Regions from separate parts of the Homo sapiens genome. Here region 1 is linked to region 2. Evidence: chromatin contacts called from ENCODE Hi-C or POLR2A ChIA-PET data. All regions are on one chromosome and are shown on one strand. The core of a region is the stretch at or near the end of the contact, and the rest is flanking DNA. Distances in the headings are between cores, read along the strand shown. Region 1 overlaps ZNHIT6 (zinc finger HIT-type containing 6). Region 2 overlaps DDAH1 (dimethylarginine dimethylaminohydrolase 1).

Evidence for each region. Hi-C counts contacts between places; a loop is a spot of excess contacts on that map. ChIA-PET counts read pairs that join two places held with the same protein, here RNA polymerase II (POLR2A). Pooled maps may share reads with other maps.
Region 1: a loop to region 2 is called in a map of G401, with 4 times the contacts of the local background. The contact joins two enhancer-like sites. A Hi-C loop is called at or near these places in 4 of 168 maps with a recorded cell type or tissue (G401, HepG2, IMR-90 and 1 more) and 2 of 50 pooled maps. POLR2A ChIA-PET finds 5 or more read pairs at or near these places in 3 of 52 experiments (AG04450, WTC11 and activated CD4-positive, alpha-beta T cell).

The regions. Positions count from the first base shown.
Region 1 is chr1:85,679,847-85,682,546 of GRCh38, reverse strand. ZNHIT6 (zinc finger HIT-type containing 6) reads left to right here. Exons shown (of 10, transcript NM_017953.4): 6 at 1,643-1,711. Among named protein-coding and RNA genes, the nearest start is that of ZNHIT6, 27 kb to the left of the region's middle. Within about 2 kb of position 1,291, at least 3 of the 41 ENCODE cell types and tissues checked have a DNase peak (open chromatin) inside an H3K27ac peak, as active enhancers do; they include IMR-90 and mammary epithelial cell, where a contact is called at or near this core.
Region 2 is chr1:85,327,812-85,330,511 of GRCh38, reverse strand. The region is part of intron 4 of DDAH1 (dimethylarginine dimethylaminohydrolase 1); the gene reads left to right. Among named protein-coding and RNA genes, the nearest start is that of BCL10, 53 kb to the right of the region's middle. RefSeq lists enhancers at 1,194-1,772, 2,248-2,417. Within about 2 kb of position 1,416, at least 11 of the 41 ENCODE cell types and tissues checked have a DNase peak (open chromatin) inside an H3K27ac peak, as active enhancers do; they include IMR-90 and mammary epithelial cell, where a contact is called at or near this core.

The sequences.
Region 1 (2,700 bases), core at 42-2,541, 350 kb before region 2:
TCTCTGTGTTTGGAATGTTAAGTGCTTTCTGAATGTATTCAGGGTGTATTAAATGTTAAAAGGCGAATGGTTTTTGAAATTACTCAAGCAAGAATTGGGGTGATTGAGTATGGTTTACAATTCCATAAGATGGCAAGTTGGTAATCCTTTTTTTCCCTAAGTTAACCTGAAAAAACATACATTTAGGAAGAAACTATATTATGCATTAAGATGAACAAAATGAGGCCGGGTGCGGTGGCTCATGCCTGTAATCCCAGCACTTTGGGAGGCCGAGCCAGGTGGATCACGAGGTCAGGAGATCGAGACCATCCTGGCGAACGTAGTGAAACCCTGTGTCTACTAAAAATACCAAAAAAAAAAAAAAAAAATTAGCCGGGCGTGGTGGCGAGCACCTGTAGTCCCAGCTATTCAGGAGAGAGGCAGGAGAATGGTGTGAATCCGGGAGGCGGAGCTTGCAGTGAACCGAGATCATGCCACTGCACTCTAGCCTGGGCAACAGAGCGAAACTCCGTCTCAAAAAAAAAAAAAAAGATGAACAAAATCTGTTTATTTCTTATTAAAAAAAAAAAGTCAGCCTTGTGATAATGCTATTATGGTATTCCTATTTCACAGATAATGAATATTGCAAAATGTTTTATTTTGGAAGAATTATTTATTTAAAACTAGTAACTGTTGCTTTTGCATTCAAATTTTTAAATGTTTTTTCCTCTGAGATTTTAGACATCTGTCCTTTAGATTAGTAAAGGGTACTTTTCAACTTTGTTCTCAATAAAATTATGTTCTTTGTCTTCTGACAGAAATTCTACTAAATCATATAGATGTTTGGTGAAAGATAGATTGTATTAAAAGAAAATTATTTTAGATTTTGGGGTCCTACTGCTATGGGATAGATTTTAAGGAGATATCGGTAGTCATTAACTTGCTCTAATGGATTGTTAGAAATTTCTTCTAAGTAAGGAAAACATTGTGTAAAATCATCATGTAGTGAAGACATTTAAATTTCTGTATTGGATTCAATATTTTGAGCATTAGAATTTTTAAAGAAGGAATCATGTCAATGTCTCTAAATTTAGATATATTAAATATAGTCATTTTTCTAAAATCAGACATTTAGTGAGTTATTGCTGTTGATGCTATGTCAAACCAAAGTTTAGACCTGAAAGCAAAAAGACTGTAGCTCAAAGTGCATTCTGCTTAGCAACCAGCTTGTTGTCTCCTGTTTTGCTACTGAATGCACGTACTCATGCCTCAGAAGTGTATCTCCAGCCAGCTGGACTCAACCGGACAATACTTCATTCACCTAATTTCCAGACTAGTCAAGCAAAGACATCAGCTCATTGTATTTAGTCATGAGGAAATTTATTTGTAAACTTCAAATAGTAGCACACTGCTCCCAAAAGCCCCTGAACTATGAGAAATTGCTTTCTGATTCAGAAATGTGAAGTCCTTGGAATTTAGAACTGCTTCCCTTTTTTTTCTTTCTTAATAACCCTTGCAAGAGAAATTAGCTCTTAATAGAAAATATATGTTAAAGTCTAAGAATAATTTTGGAATTATCTTAAAGTGAAAATTTAGAAAGTTCAATTTGCATCCAGACTTTTATTATCTACCTTGATTCTCACATGATTATTTTCTCTCTTAGAAAACAACAGTTTTGTTGGCATGTGAAGCTCCAGTTTCCTCAAAGTCAAGCTGAGTACATAGAAAAAAGGTATCACTGCTATCTTTCAATCACTGATTTGTTTTAATTTGAAGGCTGTGTATTTAAAATAAACTGTTAACTTAATGTCAGTAGTAGAATGGATAACTAAATTGTGGTGTATTTATACAATGAAATGCTAAACATCACTAAAAATGAACTACAGCTATGCACATCAACATGGATGAATCTCAGAAATAATATAAGAAAAGCAAGTTAAGGAAGAATGTAGAGAACATGATTGTAAATATGGGGGAAAAAAGCCAGAAAACTAAATAGTGTACTTTTGGGAATACCTACAAAGGTGATAGAACTAACTCTAAGGGAAATTATTAACATAGAAATCCTGATGATGGTTTCTTTAGCAGCAAAGCAAGTATTGAGGAGAGGGATCCGAGGAGAATTAGACGGCTGAAAGTTTCCTATTTCTTCAGCTGGGTGGTTGTTAAGGAAGTGAAAAATGACCCAAAATTCTACCATGCAAAGATTACTACTATTAACATTATAGTGTATCACTCAGAAAATACATTATTTTAGAAGTATATATGTGTACTCATTGGAATTAATTTGCATAAAGTTTTTGTGTTACTGTTTCATATTAAAACTTGTTCTTTTCTTTTTCTTTATTTTTGGAGGGGAGTGGGGGCAGGATCTTGCTCTGTTGCCCACGCTGGAGTGCAGTGGTGCGGACCTCCGCTCACTGCAGCTTCAACCTCCTGGGCTCAGGTGATCCTCCTACCTCAGCCTCCAAGTAGGTGGGACTAAAGGCTCAGGCCATCACGCCCAGCTAATCTTGTTTAGTTTTGTAGAGGCAAGGCCTCACTATGTTGCCCAGGCAGGTCTCAAACTCCTGGCCTCAAGCAATCCTCCCCTCTCTGCCTCCCAAAATGTCGGAATTACAAGTGTGAGCCACCGCATCCAGCCTATAAACATTTTCAAGTGTCATTTAAACATTTTAATGTTGGCCAGATGCAGCGGCTCACACCTATAATCCCAGCACT
Region 2 (2,700 bases), core at 167-2,666:
AGACACAGTGAGAAGCAGGAAGTACAGTCCCTGGGGTTGGAAAAACACTACATACAGCACTGGAGCAGTACCACCTCCTCCATGCTTTTTTAGGAAAAAATGTTGGAACAGAACTAAACGGCCCAACAGCTGCATTCTCGGGATATTTGAAATGGTGCTCATCTTTTAACAAAGCCTCTGTGCATCCACAAAGGGGAAACAGAACCTGTTCCTTGGCCTCACTGTTGCTCAGTCCTCAGGAGCCTGAGCTCTTTGAGGTGATACCCTACCAGACAGGATGTGTTAACACATCCTCACAGTGCCCATTAGGGTGTAAAAAGGGAAAGATGTTCAAGAGCAACACAGCCTTCCTGCATCTTTCTCTGCATGTTCCCTGCTGAATGGCCAGCACCCTGTCTTGTGTACATACATGTGTCTCCTAAACCCAGCTACAAATAAATGGTAAGCTTATTCAGACAATAACAACATACAAGAGAAAGGAAAATAATTACTCCAACAGGAAAGGAGAAATCTGTTCTTTGCCTCGAAAGACAAAATCTCTTTGTGTTTATAATAAGCACCTTTAGCATTTTCAAGGGGGAAAAGCATATTTCTTGTTTGTTATCTACAGTTACCACTTCATACATCCCTTTTATTTAGAAAGGCTACACCTGACATAACTTTTGTAATTTTTTTCAGTTAAGCAGAACTACTCACTGCTCCAAATGGGGCCTGTTCATTATTAAAAGTCATTTCTTTGGGCATATTCTTAAATCTGTCTTAAAATGATAACCGTGGAGTCTTGATAAATTAATTGAAAAGCTTCTCCTAAGGTAGCTTTGTTGGGGTTTTGTTAAGACATTTATTTTAAGAGTAACTCTCAGTAGAATTTATCAATGAATTACTTCATATATTCTCAGCATTAAATTATTTCCCCACTAAAGATATTATAATTCCTTTCCTCCCAGTAATGAAAAATTGAAACTGTCCTCAAATAATTCTAAAGTAGGTACTGGCCTTTATGTTAGTAAGTATAGGAATGTCCCCACCAGAAGCTTTAAATGATAAAAAATAAGGCTCAGAAAAGGAAGAAGCATTAAAGAATGAAGAGTGATTACAATTTCAAATACATGCCAGTAACTGAAGAACAATTCAAATAGGAACCAAGTAGGGGAGAGGATTGTTCACTCAAGGAGGTGAGGTTGGGGGATAGGGCAGAGCATGGAAACAGCTGAAGTCAACTGGACAGGCCCTGTCACTTCAGTGACACGTGGTACTTTCTGAGATGGGCACAACCTTGGAGATTTTAGTTTGTTTCCTCACTGGTAAACAAGAAGTCAGCACTGATAACAATCCCTGAGAACACTTCCTCTGGAATGTATGACATTCCATGCTTTTGCTTTGTAGTCACCTCCGGACATGCATGAGTCACACTGAGAGGTGGGGAATTTGCCCAGACCGCTAGATCCAGTGAATAAAGTCAGGCCTAAGAGATGTAGTCTTGCCATGTTTCTTTCTCTTTCAATTCATCTGGTACTAAGAGACATGGGTGATTTATTTATCTGTGGGTAAAGAGTACAATGAAGCTTCTGCAGATCACAAATTAAAATGGAAAGCCAACTGGCAGTTATCTGGTGATTATGAGTGGTGGGAGCACTTAGCCTGAATGTGTGGGCCAAAATATGCCACACACAGTTTTCCCAATTGCTTAGAAAAGTAAGTCAATGTGAGTAATAGATTTTCTAGATTTTGTTTTGTTTGTGTCTAGGTTGACCAGGTAGCAGTGGTTGTGTATACATGTTCTAAGGATCTCTCTGAGGTCCTCAAACCACTGGGGTCCTACTTAGTAAACCTCTGGCTCAGAGAACTGCCTCCCCAGTTGTCTGGAAGAAATTCTGAACTTCTTGGGTAAACTAGGTCCAATTCATGTGACAGGATGACCGTCCAGTTCTGACTGCAAACATGAGCAGACTGGCCATCTTGGTCCACCCTCAACAGCACATAATAAACAGAGATTTAGACATAGTGGAATCCCATTCCCTGCACCTGGAAAAAAGCACGTTTGTGAGACTGACCAAAAGCTATTGTCTAGAAGTTTCACAAATCCTAACTGCCACCTTGCATATCGAGGCAGCCCCACTCTACTATGAAGAAGTCAATCTGCCCATTGGGTTTATGGACTATTTTACTAAATTGGGGTCACAACCTGACAGAGGCTTATGTGTTCGGTTTGATATACACAAAAGTTTTTCTTTTCTTTCTTTCTGTGAATGCCCTTAGGTGCCACATACTCTGCAGGTAATTCCAGATCCAACCCCCTGTTGTCTTACTTTGTCATCCAGAGTCATTTGAGTTAGGACCACAGAGTATAGTGCCCTTCTGTATGGCTTTGAAAAACAGACAAACCTTGGCCTTGTTGATTTTAGCCATGTTTTTTCACATTAAAAATAATGAGTTGTATTTCTGTTTCTGGACATAGACCATACCTTGTTTCTCTGAGGGAATTCAATTGTTTACCCATGTGATTGACCACACAGTTCATCACAGTGCCCTCCTGAGGTTCTCTGTAGCGTTTAAAAAGGTGAAAGGAATGAAGAAATGAACCAGTTAGTGCAAACATATTTTGGTCACCTGCTATATGTCAAGTGACTTGCAAGAAACAAAGAGGGAAGTGAACCGACTTTTATTACACATTTAATATCTGCTAGAAGCTTGTGCTAA